Regions from separate parts of the Homo sapiens genome. Here region 2 is linked to region 1. Evidence: chromatin loops called from intact Hi-C (ENCODE). Cell type or tissue: MCF 10A. All regions are shown on one strand. Each heading gives the region's core, and the rest is flanking DNA. Links, peaks and the distances in the headings are about the cores only.

What was found. A loop is a pair of places that touch in the nucleus more often than their neighbours do. Peaks named below come from ENCODE experiments on the same cell type or tissue, not always from the same donor. Only the 100,000 strongest peaks of a DNase experiment are listed, where the experiment ranks them.
Region 2: it touches region 1 in a loop (9-fold over the local background); 82 of 110 quality-filtered maps call a loop at or near these places.

What each region holds. Positions count from the first base shown.
Region 1 is chr1:183,619,576-183,629,258 of GRCh38, forward strand. ARPC5 (actin related protein 2/3 complex subunit 5) reads right to left here. Exons shown (of 4, transcript NM_005717.4): 4 at 1,271-8,019. The coding sequence ends at 7,957. Among named protein-coding and RNA genes, the nearest start is that of ARPC5, 11 kb to the right of the region's middle. In MCF 10A, for the core only: a CTCF peak has its summit at 3,809 (motif pointing left); DNase peaks (open chromatin) are centred at 3,506 and 3,816.
Region 2 is chr1:183,479,541-183,489,223 of GRCh38, forward strand. All of the region lies in intron 1 of SMG7 (SMG7 nonsense mediated mRNA decay factor), which reads left to right. Among named protein-coding and RNA genes, the nearest start is that of SMG7, 12 kb to the left of the region's middle. RefSeq lists an enhancer at 1,381-1,460. In MCF 10A, for the core only: a CTCF peak has its summit at 4,876; no DNase peak of the experiment used is centred there.

The sequences.
Region 1 (9,683 bases), core at 533-8,532:
ATATAAAAGTTAAGCAGAGCTTTATGCAGTATTAAACAATATTATTACAGCTCCCAGAAGCCCGGTTTATACTGATTTCATATGAACGGCACCCCTTACAGCACAACTGTGTGGCATGAATGGTGTCCCCTGGACTTGTGCTATGAGGCAGTCCTACTTTTAGTTGGGGATGGGGCTGTAGATAAAGGCCAGGGCCAAATAATGCAGATATTGTATATCATTTAGAGCAGGAATAAAATATGTGTTGTGATTCTACATGTCTAAAACCCATGGCAGACATCACTAATTCTCATGGTCCACCTACCTGTTGAACTCCAACATGTCCTACTCAATACAGCACCCCAGAGAGTCACTATCAATCAGCATATACTTTGTCTATGTACTTCCTGGCCTGACAACAGCTATAACATGAAACTCATAAGTAGCTGTATCTCAGCAGCAGATGGTTTCCCTCTCGTTAGAATAAACACTGGGTATTATATCAAAGTTAAGGAAATCTTTTGCTTTTGATCTGAGGACCCAGAAAATTTGGAACCAGTCTTCAAACTTAGTGGTAACATGGTATCACTTAATTAACTTGATTTAATACTAATAATGAACAGGATTCTGGAATGTTCACTAATTGTGTGAATTCTGAAATCGTGTTGTTTCCTCGGCTTGGTATTCCCTTCCTGTTTTCTATTTGCCAAACTCTTAGATAGCCTTCAAGGCCCATTGAAATGCTCCCATTTTCACACCTTTTCCTTGACATTCTCTCTTGGAGAAGTAATTGCTCCCCATCTGTTATTGTACATGAATTTACTCTCTTCTCTATTATAGCTTGTTTACTATTGAATTTTATTCATTGCTTGTGTATCTTACCTAGAATCTAGATCCCACAGGATAAGGATTGTATTTTAAATATTTTAAGCAGCCCTTAGCATGTAAATACTTGCCTGAATGACAGTGAAACTGTGCTTTCACGTGCGAAATACTTTGGGTAGTTTGTCTTAAGAAAACACCCTCAAGTCCTGAGAAAACCAACCAAGTCAATATATTAGGATAAGACTTCCATATGGGGACCAACTAATCTCTTCTAGTTTACATTTGAAGCAGCAATTGTTGAAAAGAAAAATATGAATATTTTAAAATAAAAAAACTAAAATTTAAAATCATAAAAACATCCAAGAACACTTCATGAAATTTCTATTTTTAAATTTTGGAGCCAGGAAAATCTAAGTATGACTTGAACTCTAAATGCCATAAGAAAAGATTAATAAACTCAATTAGATAAAAATAAAAATAACCTTTTTATTTATAGTAAAAGCTATTATAAAGCGAAACTCAAAATGCAAGAAATATTTGACATTCCTGTTGAAAAGAGCTCCTACAAATCAGTAAGAAAAAGACCATCAAAAGGGCAAAGAAAATATAGAAATACAAAAATATAGAAAAGAAAATACAACTGGCTATTAGGCATGTGAAAAGATGTGCAATCTCATTTACATTAAGAGAAATGCAAATATATGATACCATTTTTAAAACATCAGATTTGAAAAGATTAAAAAATGTTTTATGACAAACACATAGAATAGGTAAAGGGGTGGGAAAACATGCATTCTTCTACACGGCTGGAGAAAGTATAATTGATAAAACCTTTAAGAAAGGCAATTTAGCAATATCTCCCTTAAATGCCCTCCAACTGACCTTAACTTTCACTTTTAGGAATTGATCTACAAATAGGCTTGAACATATGTAAAATGACTTGTGTATAATGCTATTCACTGTAGCACTGTTTGTAACTGCAAAAGATCAGAAACCACCTAAATCAATAGGGAAATGGTTAAGTAAATTATGGTACATTTATTTATATAATAGAATTATTATGCAGTCATAAAAATAAAATTGTTATCGGAAAGTGGTCCCAATCCAGACCCCAAGTGAGCGTTCTTGGATCTCACACAAGAAAGAATTCAAGGCCAGTCTGTAAAGTTAAAGCAAGTTTATTAAGAAAGTAAAGGAATAAAGAATGGCTACTCCATAGGCAGAGCAGCCCCGAGGGCTGCTGGTTGCCCATTTTAACGGTTATTTCTTGATGATATGCTAAACAAGGGGTGTATTATTCATGCCTCCCCTTTTTAGACCATATAGGATAACTTCCTGATGTTGCCATGGCATTTGTAAACTGTCATGGTGCCGGTGGGAGCGTAGCGGTGAGGATGGCCAGAGGCAGAGGTCACTTTCATTGCCATCTTGGATTTGGTGGGTTTTGGCCAGCTTCTTTACTGCAAACTGTTTTATCAGCAAGGTCTTTATGACCGGTATCTTGTGTTGACCTCCTATCTCATCCTGTGACTTAGAATGCCTTAACCATCTGGGAATGCAGCCCAGTAGGTCTCAGCCTTATTTTACCCAGCTTCTATTCAAGAAGGAATTGCTCTGGTTCAAATGCCTCTGAAGGGAATAAGGAAGTTCTTTATGTATTGATAGGAAATTACCACCAAAATATACTGTTAATGAAAAAAGCAAGGAACAGAACACTATATATAGTATGTTAGTATTTATGTACACAAAGGGGTAAAATCTTATATAGGTATTTGCCTGTAAATGCATACACTGTATCTGGAAGGATGCCTAAGAATTAAGTGACAATAGTTGGTTGTCAAAAGAGGAACTAGGGTGGAATGGAAAATTACCACAGTACATATTTCTTACCTTTTGAATATTGAACAATATGAACAAATTATTTGAAAACGAATAAAAACTAAAATGAATAAAATACAGAACCATTGGCTAATGAATACACTGACCTTTAACTTAGCAAATTGAAGAAAATCTTAGTTGCCCTGGCATCTTGATTCAATTTTTGGAGAAACAAAAGGAAGTATGATGTTATTCAGAGGCATTGGCCATTTAAGTTATTCATTACCCTAAGGGTTGACAGAATTAGAAAAATCTACGTATAAAGTCAAGGACGGTGATATAAATTCATGGATATAATTTAATGGTTATCTTTAAGGAAAACAAGGGGTATTGGGTCACATCTCTGCTCTTAGAAGGTGATGCCACAGAATAATGAACAGATCATATAAACTCCCATAGTGCCACTGTTAGCCAGATATGAGCTGGAATTCTGTTCCTCAGCCACTTTCTCTGGTGACTTCTGGCAAAGCTAAACACTATAGGGGCTGCACGTGGTACTCATGGTGGCTCTGATTTCCACCTAAGGCTGATAAATTCCCTTCTTAACTGTCCACATTGAAGTGAATTGAAATTCTTTGTGACTAAACTTGATTGGCTCTAGGGTATTTGAACCCAAGAATTATTTTACTCTTTGTATAGTTCTCAATTTGTACTTCTGATGTGTTGCCCTATTCAGGTACCCTAAGAACCTGTGTATAAATTAAGGATTTCTTAGGTGACTTGGCTCGTTCAATGTTATGCAACCAAGAGATATTTGTTGAACATCAACTATGCCAAGTGAATGTGGGGATGAGTAAGAGCCAGCTACTATGACTTCAGGGGGCCCATACAGTCTAGCAGCAAGGTCAAGAGGGTGTGTCTTGCAGAGCAGGAGCTAACTGCTAGGCTGGAAAATACGGGAGTTTTAGAATGCTTTGGAATTCAGGTGGGTCATACACTACTCAATTTGTGTTTCATGTGGTGTGGATTCTAGGGAACTGTTTCAGAGAGAAATAAGAGATGTAAACATAGATTATTTATGTTGATTACTCTTACACACTCAAGTAACAGAAATGATAAAGGAAAATAGAAATGTTAAAGTGAATGCTGTGTCCCATGTTGCTTGTGGTTGGATCATCAATGTGGTGAAGTAGCACCACCTTGAGGCAGATGACATGCTGTACCTCTGTGGGCTTCCCGGGCCTCCTCCATATCTGGAATCATACAAGAGGCACCTGCACAGAACGTTTTCACATTGGGGTTTTCACATATTGTACTAGTGACATTGGGGTGAGGGGGAGAGGGAGTGGGGCAGAGGTCCCGCGGCAGGAATATGGACAGAAGCAGCCTTGTTTAAGGGCACTTGGTTCTACAGAGGCCGTTGGTCTGTTCCTTAATTGGGTGTGTTTTTCAATTATTTTGGTGCTTTTAACATATTTTGTCTGTAAGGGGATGTTAGTTGTAAATCTAAAGGAAAAATTGTGTATCTAAAAATTAATCAATCTGGCTGGGCGCGGTGGTCACGCCTGTAATCCCAGTGCTTTGGGAGGCGGAGGAGGGTGGATCACCTGAGGTCAGGAGTTCAAGACCAGCCTGGGCAACATGGTGAAACCCCATCTCTCCTAAAAATACAAAAATTAGCTGGGCACGGTGATGCGTGCCTGTAATCCGAGCTACTCAGGAGGCTGAGGCAGGAGAATCGCTTGAGCCTGGGAGGTGGAGGCTGCAGTGAGCCGAGATTGTGCCATTGCACTCCAGCCTGAGCAACAGAGCAAGACTCCATCTCAAAAAAAAAAAATTAATTAATTAATTTTCTTTTTTACCTTTATACATGGGGTTAAACTAAGTGATCATCAATGTCTATTTCAGCTAATAAAACATTATGATTTCCTATAATTTTACTTTCTTGAATCTATCACGGAGATAGTTTCTGATCCTGTTAATAATTTGCACCATCTAGAATTCTTATGTTAAAAACATTAAAACTGCAGCTGGGCGCGGTGGCTCACGCATGTAATCCCAGCACTTTGGGAGGCCGAGGTGGGCGGATCACGAGGTCAGGAGATCGAGACCATCCTGGCTAACACGGTGAATGAAACCCCGTCTCTACTAAAAATACAAAAAATTAGCCGGGCGTGGTGGCGGGCGCCTGTAGTCCCAGCTACTTGGGAGGCTGAGGCAGGAGAATGGCGTGAACCCAGGAGGCAGAGCTTGCAGTGAGCCGAGATCGCGCCACTGCACTCCCGCCTGGGCCACAGAGCGAGACTCTGTCTCAAAAAAAACAAAACAAAACAAAACAAAACAAAACAAAACAAAAAACATTAAAACTGCAAGAACAGTGACTATTAAACCCACTTTTAACTTTCTCTTTCTACTCTGTTCATTTCACTTGGACCGTTTGTCCTTTCTGCCCCTCCAAAGGATTAGTTCAAATTAATGTCTCACTTTAAATACTCTGATCCACCCTGATTTTGTTGTTCTCCCAACATTGACTAACTGCATTTACAGTCAAATGCTAAATTGTATGACGTTAATTCTCTTTTTTTTTGTATGACATAATTTTCAGGTGCTTAACCTTACTTCCCAATTAGGCTGAGAGCAAACTGGTGAACAAGATTCAGACCTTATTCTTCTGTTATGTCCTCATGATCCTGGGATCCACAGGAAATGCTTTAAAAAGAATTCGGTTAATTTGTACCATCTACACATTGATTTCACCCATGTTCATGTCCTTAAAATATCATCATACTTGTCATCAAGTATGACTGTTACCGAAATGGTGCTGTTACCCAATGACCAAGAAGGGGTATGTTTTCCATTTCTTCCCTTTTGTAAAATGCCAAAAAAGAAACCAAATAGTAAAAGCACTGAGATTAAAGGAGGAGAATGGGAGGTAAACAACTACTTTTGTGCTAAAAGTGTCCTATGGCATTTATATATATTTTTTCCGCAATTAATCCTATTCCCAACTCTTCACCAAGGATAGTACTGTGTCATGGTTACTATACCCTGGGCTGACATTTAGTCAGGAGGCAACAGTTGAACCAGTTGTTTCCAGCTAGTATCCATTTTGACTCGGTCTCTATATTATACTACTTGTTAAATATTTTTAGTATCTCCCCTCAGTAAAGCTGATAGACTGGCAGATTCTAAATACACCCACCCATTCTTGTGAACAAATATGAACTCCAGAATTTTTCCAAACGCTTCAGTTATGAAAGTGATGTTAAGAAGGATTTTATGAAAAAGCATTCAGTATCATTTGATTTTAAAGTTTGTAATTGGTTATGCTATACCTACTTGACTACCTCTAATACCTATTGGCTAAGGCACAGTGGCATGTGCCTGTAGTTCCACCTTTTCGGGAGGCTGAGGCAGGACTGCTTGAAGCCAGGAGTTTGAGGCCTCAGTGCACTATGATCACACCTGTGAACAGCCACTGCACTCCAGCCTGGGCAGCATAGCAAGTCCCCATCTCTAAGTAATATTTAAGAATAATACCTATTGCTTAGCTTATCTTCACCCATAGGACCCTGAATTGCCTGGAAGTGTTTTAAAGTGGGAATCTAGTCAGGTGAAGATCGAAAGCAAACAGAAGTCGCTGTGAGTAGGTAAGTACAAGAAATAGATTTGAGGTGAAAGAAAGAGAATTTTGGAGGCTGGGAGTGAATGACTGCAGCTGCTAAGCTACTTTGCACTTTCTAGTCTAGGTCTTTGGGCAGTGATACTACATATAGGTATTCAGCTGCCATCCAGAAGGCTATGGAATCACTCCAAAGGCTTCAGTAGTGCTCTGACATCATTCATGACTCTCTTCTCTATCATCTTATATCTATATAGTCTTATAAAAACCCTACCAAACTGTTCTTGTTAAGAGTACAGTACTTGGTGGTAGAAGCAGAAAACCTTTCCTCTTAATTAACCATACATTCATAATTGTTAAAGTCAGAGAAAAATAAATTATTCAACACTGACATTTTATTTTCTGAAGTTTTATCATTTTTACAAAACAAAACAAAATGAAACAAAAAGCAGGTATCAAAAACAGCAAAGAGTTTATAGAATTTCTGCACCAGTTTGCACATAAGTCAGTGATTACAAAACTGGCATCCAATGTAAATACTAAGCACAAGCTCACTTCCCTCTTGGTCAGGTGGTTTGTTTTAGAGCTACTCGATATTTATAACTTTTTATAAGCACCGGTCATTTTTTGAGAACTGATTTGGTTTGTCCAACAAAGTAAACAATTTTTTGCTGTGTGGCAGTTTCTTTTTTTAGAAAACACTGAGCTAAAACACAGAATGTGTATTTGTTTGGATCTGAACCAAATCTTTTGAGATCCCAACTACCCTGAAGAACACTGAAGACATTTACGGGGCATATTAAATGGTATCTTAAATACTAGTTGTATACCTCATAATGTCTAAGGCAGCTATTATATTTCTAAAGAAAGTAGCATTTCATTCAGAGGCTGCCCAGAGTTTAAATTACACCATAGTTTTTCTTTCTTTCTGCAAATCATTCTTTCTGATTTGCAGTTTTTTCCAAACAGAGCCATATTAGTGGAACAAAAGTTTGATGTTCATGCCCAACAAGCTCTGATATTTTATGGATACATTTGTATAAAGCAAGACTTCTTGCTCTGAACCCTGGGTGACCACAAATAAATTGAGGGGCCATGATTATTGGATGCTGAGAGAAAGTAGCATACTTAAACCCACAGTACAGATAATCAGGAGGCAAGCAAAAACAAAGCTATAACTTAGCAGTGGTATTCACCCACCACTTATTCCAAAAACATATTTTGCTTATTAAATAAGGGAAATATGGTCCAGTTTTGCAATGTTAATAGCTGCCAGTCTCTCATATTTTTTATAAATATCATTTCCTGACTAGCAATGAGCTAGGAAACTGGCCTCAAATTCTGACCAAATCTCTCAGTATTAGTTAAAAATAATACAAAACAAAACAGAACAAAAAACCAGCCAACAGGGGTTAAAAGTTGCACAATTAAACTTGAATGTAAATTATACTATATACAGATTGGTATAAACATCACTGAAATGGTTTTGAAAGGATGAAACACTTCTATTTTAACACAATTTCTTCTATATTATCCCAATTTTCATTAAAGGACAACTGATATGTAATTTTTTTCTTTACAGATATGAAAAAGCAAGAAGGCAAAGCTGAGAGAAACAGATGCTACCCACAGGGCAGCGGTGGCATTTGGTTGTTTTGGTCTTTGTACCAGCAATTCCCACTCCCGAGGCAGATAATCCACTTCCTGCCAGACTACACAGTTTTTCTTGCAGTCAAGACACGAACAATGGACCCTACTCCTCCAGCAGCAAGTGCCTAAAAACAAACCAAGATGTAAATGTTGACAGAATAATAAAAGGTCAATTCTCATATTTGGTAAAACATTTTTCTTAAAGAAGGAATGGGCACTGCTATAGACCCTGAATTTATTAGTTAACAAATAATAAATTCTTGAGCACCAATTATGCACCAGGTACTGTTCTTGGCACTGAGGTTACAGTAATAAACAAAACCTTGAAAGTCCCTGCCCTCATGAAGTTACATTCTAGTGAGATACTAGTTTACATTTTAGTACATTAATTCTAAATAATGTTTTAAAAAATCTGCAGCATAGGCCGGGCGCGGTGGCTCACGCCTGTAATCCCAGCACTTTGGGAGGCCGAGGCCGGCGGATCACGAGGTCAGGAGATCAAGACCATCCTGGCTAACATGGTGAAACCCCGTCTCTACTAAAAATACAAAAAATTAGCCGGGCGTGGTGGCGGGTGCCTGTAGTCCCAGCTACTCGGGAGGCTGAGGCAGGACAATGGTGTGAACCCAGGAGGCGGAGCTTGCAGTGAGCCGAGATTGCGCCACTGCACTCCAGCCTGGGCGACAGAGCAAGACTCCGTCTCAAAAAAAAAAAAAAAAAAAAAAAAAAAAAATCTGCAGCATAGTGTTCCTGCTCAAAACAGGTGGACATTCTGCATTTCTCATTCTCACCACATAGTCAGAAGAAAATTCAAACTGGGATCAACCATCCCAACTTCCACTTCGATTAGTCAGCCTTTGTCAGATTTTTTTTCTCCCAAAGAAAGAAGGTATTGTTTAATAGCTAAGAACTTAGAAACTTTAACTCTGACTCTAATTTGAAAAATAGAGAGTAATGATCAAGTATTAGGAATCTGAGCTCTGGTTTCTTTCTGTTCAAAAAATATTTATGGAATACCTTTGTATACTGAGTACTGTGCTAGATGCTGGGGATACAAAAGTGAACAAATACAGCATTTTCTGGTCTAGCATGAGGAGACAGACATATAAACAGGTAATTTTAATCTAATGTATGAAATGAGAGTTGTGCTGCAGGTGCTATTAAAGCACCAGGGAGAGGCTTATACCCAGATTAACAGTATAGAGGAATGTTTCAGCTAAGGCTTCATGGAGGAAATGACACATTAAAAGAATGAGTAGGTGACAGGCTAACACCAGAAAATCATGAGCAAATGTATGGAGGTGTGAAACAATATGGTGCATTCAGGAAAAAGGCTGGCATTGCTATAGCCTGAGGGGAAGAATGACATGGAAGATGAAGCTAGACTTGGGAACTTTGACTTTATCCTGCAGGTGACTGACAAGGGCAATTTTGATTTTAAAGATATCATTTTGATGGCTGGGTGGAGAACAGATTTGAAGGAGGCAAAACTGTTAACTGGGAAACCAGTCAGGAAGCTATGGCAACAGACTGGGAGAGATGCTGTGAACAGCTGCATTAGATACGCTTGAACAGATAGATTTCAGAAATACTTCGAAGATTGGTAAAAACTGGTGACTGACATTTGGAAGAAATGAAGACTTCACACATGCCTCAGTTTCCTCAGTGACAAAAGAGGAATAATAGCAAGCATTTCCCTCCATTTTTATGAGGATTAAATGAGTTAATATTTATAAAGTCCTTTGAAGAATATGTGGAATATAATAAGTAATCAATGTTCACTGCAATC
Region 2 (9,683 bases), core at 747-8,746, 140 kb before region 1:
GGATTTTCTTTTCAGTTTTCTTTTAGGTAGTAATAGGCTAGTTACCATAGGCAGACATTATCCATAAACATTTGTACATATTTTAATTTCTTAAATCTGTGTTCTTTTACTGGCAATTATTGAATACTTATTGTATAGAGCACAATTACCGGGGTTATGCCTTTGGCAAATTAAAAGAAAGACATTTAAGTAGCTATAATAGTAGGTCAAAGGTATTATGTAAGTATAGGCAAGAAGTTTATTCCAACAGAGGTGGAGATGGGGTGGAGAGGGTGTCTTTGAGGAGGTGAGATTTGGTTTGTACATTGAAAGATGGATGGGATTTTAATAAGTGGATATTGGGCAAATTGCCATTTCAGGCGGGAAGAACAACTCATGGCTCCTTTATTCCAAATAAGTTTTTTAAAAATTGATTCACTCACTTAATACATTGCATTAATTAGTATGCTGACCACATCTAAGTTTTTCTTAGATAAGGTAGGTTTATGGACAGAGAAGTGGTGATGTGGAAGTGGTAGTTCAAAGATTTGGTGGCTGCTGTAGGCCTCAAAAAGGGAAAAGGAATTTGGTCAGGCAGGATCCTACAGAATCCCTTCCTTTAACTGTACTCTTTAATGTTTACCATCCTTCAGGATCTTTTTTCACTTGTGTCGCTCTCTTCTTTTAAATTATTCCCTTTACCGATCTTACTTTCTGTGAACCAATCTCAATTTTCCTTTAAAAGGCCTTCCTGATCTGATTTTTCTTTTCAAGTTCTGTCCTTCTTTACCTTTGTTTTATGGCCAAGCGTTTCAAGTTTGCCCTAACCTATGTTTTTCCTTTAGTTACCATCTACTTTTCCTTAATCCCTTGCTATCAGTCCATTTTTTTCTGAGTACATTATTGAAATTACCATTTCCAAAGGTGCCAAAGACCTCACGGTGGCCAAATTCATTTACTGATTGTTTTCCTTTCCCTCAAACTCACACTTTTGTTTTCCTTCCTCTGTGTGTCCCCCTCTCTTGTATCTGTCCTTCTATCCATTCCACCAATAAACATTCAGTTTGGGCCATGCTATATCCCAGGTCCCTGGGGATAAAAAGAGACTGTGCCCTCAAGTAGTTTCACTGGGCATACAAGTAAGTACTCAATTACCAAATAGTTCATACTGGCAGTGGTATATACACAGAGGCTTTACAGGGTGTTCTGAGCTCTGTTGCGTTTAGCATCAAGATTTCATGATTCTAATTACATTGCCCATTCTTTTGAAAAATTCTTCCTACTGTTACCTTACCTGCATTTCTTCCTGCAAGCATCAAGAAGGAAGCATTGATCTGGGGCTTTAAGCACCATCTGCTACTTTCTGTGTGGGCTAACAACTTAACATTTCTGTGTCTTGATTTCTTTATTTGTAAAACGGAACATTGATCTCCTAAAATTGCTGTCAGTGTTAACAAAGGTTTACATGTGTTTAACAAATTCTGGTTCTTTTTCAGGTTCTTTACCACCTGTCCCCCTGCCAATTAATCTTTGCGTTGCTTCTATATTAATAGTCTTGAAAAAGTATTTGTATATGGCTTTCACTTCCTTAAACTCATTTATCTGGTATTGTTGGCCTTCCATAAAATGACCTGCACCTACCTCTGCCTCATGATATCTTCTTACTCCCTGATAGAAACCAACTGCCTTAGCCAGAGTAATCTCATTGTTTTCTAATCATGGCATATGCATTCCTGCTTAAATCTCTCTTCCCATGTCATTTCCCATGTGGGAAGTGCCACACTGTACTAGCTTAGCTTAAACTTCACCTTCTTTTGTGAAGACTTCCTTGTGTACTCTGGTGATTTCTGCATTCTTTAAACTTTGTAGCATTTCCTGTATCTTAGTCATTTGGTACTTGTAATTTCTTAATTTTGTAATGATCTCTTTTTTTATATGTGACTTATCTCTGCAGCTAGACTAAGTATGGTTGAGACCATGTTTCAGCATCTTTTAAATGTACAGTGTACATAATTGGTGTTAAATAAAATTGTCATGCTTTTGTTTTGTTTTTGCAAAACATTTAGGACTATTTACCGTATGCCAGTGCTAGGCTCTGAGAATATAAAAATGAACCGATACTTACTCTTTAGGATAGTGGCTCCTGAGGGAGACAGATGTGGCACAAATATTTCAATATAATGTAGTAAATACAGTGTGAAATGTTTTCAAGGAATTCCATGAGTGTACTAAGGGAAGTGGAACTTTTCCTGCATAGGAGGTTTAGGGAAAGCTTCTGGAGTTGAACACCAGAGTTCAGTTTTACTTATTTTTTTATTTTTCTCAGAGACAGGATTTCGCTCTGTTGCCCAGGCTGGTTTTGAACTCCTGGCCTTAAGTGATCCTCTTGCCTCAAGTGATCCTCTTGCCTCAGCCTCCCAAGTTGCTTAGATTTATAGCCATGAGCCACCATTCCCTGTGGGCTGAATTTTAAAAGGATGAGCAGGATTAGCCAGGTAAAAAAGAAGAGTATAGCAGGCAAAGAACAAAATGAGTAAATGCCTCAGTGCAGTGTGTTTGAAGAACTCTAAAAGAATCCTGATACTAGGAATGACTGAGTTTGGTTGATGTAAACATTATGATCAGATTGAGACTACCAGTCACATTAGGCCATATAAATTAGAGATTTTGATTAGTCCATATCTCATTCTGCATTTTTTTGTGTGGGGGTGGGGGGTCTAAGGTTTTTTTCAGTGAACCTGGTCATTAATCTTAAGGGAGCAGTTTATATTTGAGTAGCTGGTGTGTGTTATGCACATTCCTACTGGAATAGGGAGACACAAGAGAGAAAGATTTATATAATGCCTACAGTACTTCCTCTTGAGATATGTAAAGATTTAGATTTCCTCCCCCTACTTTTGTAAGTAGCCTCATCTTAGGTAAAAAAAAAAAATAGCTATTTGGAACATTATTAAATGATTACGTGGGAAATGATGACAGTGTTAGTGAGTACAGTAGTCCTCCCTTAATTATGGTTTTAGTTACCTTGTGGTCAATGGTAACTAAAAGTAGGTGGTCAGAAAATAGGTGAGTACAGTACAATATATTTTGAGAGAGTGAGAGACCATGTTCACATAACTTATTATAGCTTATGTCATAATTATTCCATTTTATTATTAGCTATTGTTAGTCTCTCACTGTGCCTAATTTATAAGTTAAACTATCATAGGTAAATCTGTATAGGAAAAAAGTGGTATATATAGTGTTTGTTACCACCTGAAGTTTCAGGCATCCACAGAGTCATCTCCCATGGATAATGGAGGACTAATGTACATGTAATTCTGAAAACAGCTTTGGGCTAATAGGACTTCATTTATAGAATCCTCACCTTGAGATAAGGAGGTAGAATGGAGGTAGAGTTGTGGGAAGGAGAAGTTCTACAGCATTAGGGGGAAATATCAGAAATCTTTAGTTACTAAGGTTAAGTGAAGTGTCTTTGGATTTAACTTTTTCAAGTCATAAAGAAGAAAAACTTTGCAGACCCTTTGATGATTAGTGTTTTGTTCTCACAGTTCTTGATGGCATTTTCCTACTGTTGTGTCTTGTCTTAAATGACAAGCATGATTCTGAAAGTCTGTTATAACTGCTATATTGCATTAATATTCTCATCTGTTTCCCAAAACTCTTTGGGTTCTTTTCTCAGATCGCAGAAGTTGAGTTCTTTTTCTTTCCTTCTCCTTCCCAAAGACATATAATAGTATTTCAGTGCTGTGTTAGTTGGGATACAGTATAATGGATGTGTCTGTTTTACTAATACTGCCTCTTAGAAAGGTTACGAATTATTTACTTTTGTATCAGGTGATCACCTAACCAGATTATCTTTGAGATACTGTACAGTAATGAGATAATTAGTAGTGAGGTAATCAAAGGAAAATGCAACTGGAAGATGGTATTCAAAGAGAAAAATGAGTTAAAGACTGCTTACTTGAAATTTTTTTTATTACTGGTGAAAAAAGTAAAAAAGCATAGTGTTGAGAGAACCACCATAGGATAAATTTGGACATTAAAGAGTGTCTTAGGACATCTGCAGAATTTTGTGTGTGTGCATACATACAACTTGTGTAATATATTATGAGGTGAAATTTTTGTACTTTTAACATCTAATTCTATGAAATCATATTCCTCAATTTCTGTTTAAGTAACCAAAATGACAGTATTATACCTTGTCTGAAATAATCATTAGTTTTGTTTTTTGATGAAAAAAGGTTAGACCATTTTAAGAACCACAACTCAAATAATAAGGCATACTGGCCATAAATTCTGGTTTATGAAAGGAAAATAATGTAACAGATTAATTGCTTTCTGGTTTTCTAATGTAATATATTAATTTGGTTGTTTAAACGCATACACAGGTCTTTTTGGCTCCCTAAGACAGCGGCACGGCATAGCAAGTTGAATGAGCCAAGGAGTTTGAATTAAGACTGGCTTAATTTGTATTTTGGTTGTCCTGAGTTCAGATCCCTATTATATACTAGCAATGTAACCTTGAAGCTCTCTAGTTTTTTACCTTGGCTACCTGTAAAATGACCATGGTAGAATTACTAGGAGAATTACATGAGAAGATAGACACAGTATAATCCCTCCATAGCCGTGGGAGATTGGTTCCAGGACCCCCACAATACCAAAATCTGTAGGTGCTCCTTTATATAAAATGGCATAGTACTTGCACATAACCTGCATACATTGTCTACTCTAAATCATCTCTAGATCACTTACAATATGTAATACAATGTAAAAGTTGTTACACTATATTGCTTTTTAATTTGTATTTTAAAAAATTGTTATTTTTTTCTGAAAAAAAATTTTTTTTTTTTTTTTTGGTCTACAATTGGTTGAATCCATGGATGAGGAACTCACCGATAGAGGGCCAGCTCATACCACAATAACCCTCATGCTTTCTGCTTTTTTGTTACCTGTGCTGTTTCTTTATACCTGAAATAACAATTAGTCTTTCCACTATTTTTGGCAGCTGATTTGAAGCTACAAGTGATGGCAGTTCTCAAGAATGTGTCACCAGGAACAATTCTCTCTCCCTTTAAATGCTAACAGGGAATTGTTAGCATTTCCTTTGTATGAGGGTTACTTGCTTTTGTGTTGGATTTGGGAGAGGTGTGCAGTATATCCTGATGTGGCCATATAGGTATATCCTTTAATATTAATCTTTGTGAAACTTAGGAGACTCCTGAGTTAATATCCTTTATCTAAAAATTTTTTGGTATGTGATTTTATTATTTTATAAATAATGTTTTTAGTAATCATTTTGACCTGTTGTTTGAAAGGCTTATTATACTCTTAGACCATCTGCCATATAGCTTCTGGGTTAGCTTCCATTCGCATGTAATCTGGCATACACTGACATACCTTTTCTTTTTTCAGTTCTGACATTGAGGCTTGTATAGACTAGCAATAAGGAATAACTTCACAGAGAGGCTGTTTGTTTGTTCTTTTGACATGATTGTTAGTAGTAATAGCCAGCACTTTTATGTTGTGCCAGACAGTATTCCAAATATTGTGTGTTTATTAACTCTTTGAATAGTAGATGTATACTATTATTGCTCTGTTACACAGCTAGGCAAACAGGCATAGGAGACATACATGCAGAAAGTGGCAGAGCTGGGTTTTGAACCTAGATATCAGGCTGATTCTATCTGTATCTGTATAGTTTTATAATCTTATTTGCTTAGGATTGTATGATTTTATTTTTATTTTATTTTTGTTTATATAAAACATAATGTAATATGTAGAATTATAAACATATATAATCTGAACACTCTTCTCATCAGTGTCAACCTTCCTAATGCACTTTTTCTTTGTAGATAATAAGCGGGAAGTGGGCCGGGTAGTTTTGCCAAAAAACTTACTTAGGGGAGATAAGTTTTTCTTGTATATTTGAAATTAATTCATTTAGATTGCTTTATCTTACTGACTAGTTGACCTGCTATTCCTCCCTTATTATAGCTGTTCTTTCTGCAGGTTTTGTCTTTAGTTAGTATCACTACTTAGATACAGTTTATTTCCTAGAACACTGGGGAATATTGAGAACCAGCTATTATGGGGGAAAATAACTTTGACCTATCAGGGCTAATAGTACAAGTAGTGAATGACTTGCCAGTTTTTGTGGATAACTTCACTGCAGAAGATTTGGATTCCATTTTCCTCACTGACTTGGTTATTACATAGAGATGTTTAGGTGCCAGCTTCTGACACTGAGGATTATAATTTTGCATGTATGAAATTTAAATCTTGGATAATAACTTGCTTCTAAAGGAAAATTCAATGTAACTTTTAAAAAGTAACAGATTACTAAAGCTATACTTTATATGTGACCTGATATCTTTGAATTTAATGTTTACCCTTGGAAATTTATTGTTACCTGAAATTGAGACAGCAAGACTGTGGTTAACTAGGAAAAGGGACAGCTTTCCTTTACTCACTTCCCAGTCTTAATTTCTTTCTTTCATATGACTTTACATTGCTCTTGAAAATTTCCTTCTTCCAGAAAGTCTTTCTTTGGATCATCTTAGAATTTTCTCAGGTAAATGAGTAGATGTTTCTCTTTTGTGTGTGCACCATGTTGTTCTCATGTTGTCATTTAAGAGGAGGGCTTTCTCTTAATTATTTTGGGACAACCTTAGAACCATACTGACACCCAGTAAATGTTGGCTAATAATATATGAGATTGCACTTACTGCAAACATTTTGAATTACGTGAATTTCTCAGAGTAATTGACATATTCAGTCTTCAAGGAATGGTAGAGTCTGAATAATTAGTACTATTCTTCATTGTTACATAAAACCAAGCACACTTGACTTAAGCAATGAAAAGAAGCAAAAACTGTATAAACTGTGTCACAGGCCTTTTTTTTGTGTGTGACGGATTCTTACTTTGTTGCCCAAACTGGAGTGCAGTGGTGCCATCTCGGCTCACTGCAGCCTCCACCTCCTGGGTTCAAGCGATTCTCCTGCCTCAGCCTGCTGAGTAGCTGGGATTACAGGCGCCCGCCACCACGCCTGGCCGATTTTTGTGTTTTTAGTAGAGATGGGGTGTCACCATGTTGGTCAGGCTGGTCTCGAACTCCTGACCTCGTGATCCACCTGCATTGGCCTCCCAAAGTGCTGTGATTACAGGCGTGAGCCACCACACCTGGCCTTTTCTTTTTTTCTGAGACAGGGTCTCACTGTGTCACCCAGGCTGGACTCCAGTCACGTATTCACAGCAACCTCTACCTCCCAGGCTCAAATGATCCTCCCACCTCAGCCTCCTGAGTAGCTAGGACTACAGGCGCACGCCACCACACCCAGCTAATTTTGGAATTTTTTTCTTCGTAGAGATGGGTCTCTCCAGGTTGCTCAGGCTGGTCACTGTCTTTTTAAAGAAATGCTGATAACACTGTAGATGTAAGAATTGAAGAATACAGGAGTTTATTAGGTTTTTAGTTGCAAGGAACAGAAAAAACACTGGCTCACTTAAGCGGTGAAAGGGCTGGAGATGTAGGACCAGTAGCGGTATTCGTTTCCTTTTCCTGCTCTAACAAATTACTACCACCATGGTGGGGTTAAAACACACAACAGTTCTGGAGGTCAGAGGTCCAAAATGGGTCCTACCAGGCTAAAGTCAAGGTGCCATTCCTTCTAGAGTGTCTAGGAGGAAAATCCTTTTTCTTGCCTTTTCCAGCTTTTCAGACTGCCCACATTCCTTAGCTCATGGCCCCCTTCCATCTTCAAAGCCAGTAGTCACATTACTCTATATTCTACTTCCCCCACCACTCTTTCTCTGACTCTCCTGCCTCTCTTTCACTTAGAAAGATCCTTGTAATCACATTGGACACACCCAGATAATTCAATACACTCTCCCTTTCTCAAAATCCTTAACTAATCACACCTGAAAAATCCCTGTTGTAGATAAAATTCAAGGTTCTGGGATTAGGATGTGGACATCTCTAAGGAGCCATTATTCTGCTTTCCACAATAGCTATACAGCCTGGAACAGTGCCTCAAATCACATCATAGAACTCAGCCTGTGAAGACACTTTGCAGAACCTTGATTGTGTCAGTTACTTTGCATCCCTGATCCTAACACCACTCATGCTGGCCCTATTGGAAATTGGATGTGCTTGCTGCTGCTATCCAGAATGGATTAGCCACAGTCCCCACTTTCTCTCATTAGTTCACACTTAAATGTGGGGTTGATGTGTTTGTTGATGGAGCCTGAATTATGTGTCTGTACACTAGCTGCAAATGAAGCTGGTAAATATATAATGGGAAGCAGGTTCTGCTTTATAAATTGTGGGGATTTCTCAAAAATAGGAAGAGAAATTCAGATGCTGGGCTTGAATACCAACCAGAGAGAACATATAAGTACAGTTGAGAGTCATTGGTATAAGGATTCCATTCGTTTGACAAACTGTACCAGAGATACACAGATGGATGAGATACATTTCTGTTTCTGTTGGTGCTAGCCAGAGCAAGAGTGGAAAGCCGTGTTCATATGTCAGTAGCCTAACATAAATCAGTACTATTTCTCTGAGACTCTGATAGGAAGCCAGCTCTGTTATGTGAAGGCTTTTCACTTAGTGTGTTTTTCATCTGTTCACCAAAAATTGCTATTGGCTGTACTTTTGCCTTTCAAATGGTGACATGAGAATAGTTGATAGAGGAAGGTGGGTAGGTTTTGAGGTTTTTCTCTTTCACTCCAGAAGGTTATCAGTTAAAGTGGTATTGATGTATAACTGTGCTGTCCAATATGGTACCCACTGGCCACATATGGCTATTTAAATGCATTTAAATAAAATGAAATTTAAGATCCAGTTTCTCAGATGGTGACATGAGAATAGTTGATAGAGGAAGGTGGGAAGGTTTTGTGGCTTTTCTCTTTTCACTCCAGTAGGTTATCAGTAACAGTGGTATTGATATATAACTGTGCTGTCCAGTGTGGTAGCCACTGGCCACATGTGGCCATTTAAATAGAATGAAATTTAAGATCTAGTTTCTCAGTTACACTAAGCATGTGTCAAGTGCTCATGTGGCTAGTGACTGCCATATTGGATAGCTCAGTTTTATACCCATGGTGTAGCATCTTTACTGTACAAGAGTCAATCCAGGAAAAGTAAAATGTTTATAAGGCTTTTTTTTTTTTTTTTTTTTTTTGAGACGGTCTCACTCTGTTGCCCAGGCTGGAGTGCAGTGGCAGTCTCAGCTCACTGCAACCTCCACCTCCCAGGTTCAAGTGACTCTCCTGCCTCAGCCTCCTGAGTAGCTGGGATTACAGGCACCCACCACCATGTCCAGCTAATTTTTGTGTTTTTAGTAGAGACGAGGTTTTGCTGTGTTGGCCAGGCAGGTCTCGAACTTCTGACCTTAGGTGATCCACCCGCCTTGGCCTCCCAAAGTGCTGGGATTACAGGCTTGAGCCACCACGCCTGGCCAAGGCTTTTTTTCTTTTTAACCCTAATTATTTTTCTTTTTGATATAGTTCATGAGTGTTCACAATATCTTTCACGTGTGTTAGATGTTTTCACCGACAGAATCCTGCACAATAGGCTTAATTAACCCTCACTTTTCATACAGAAAATTGAAGCTTAAAAAAAAAAGTTCAATCAACAGAGTTAGACAGGGCTTGAATTTTATTTAATTCTACTCAATCCAATATAAAATACCTAAGGTGC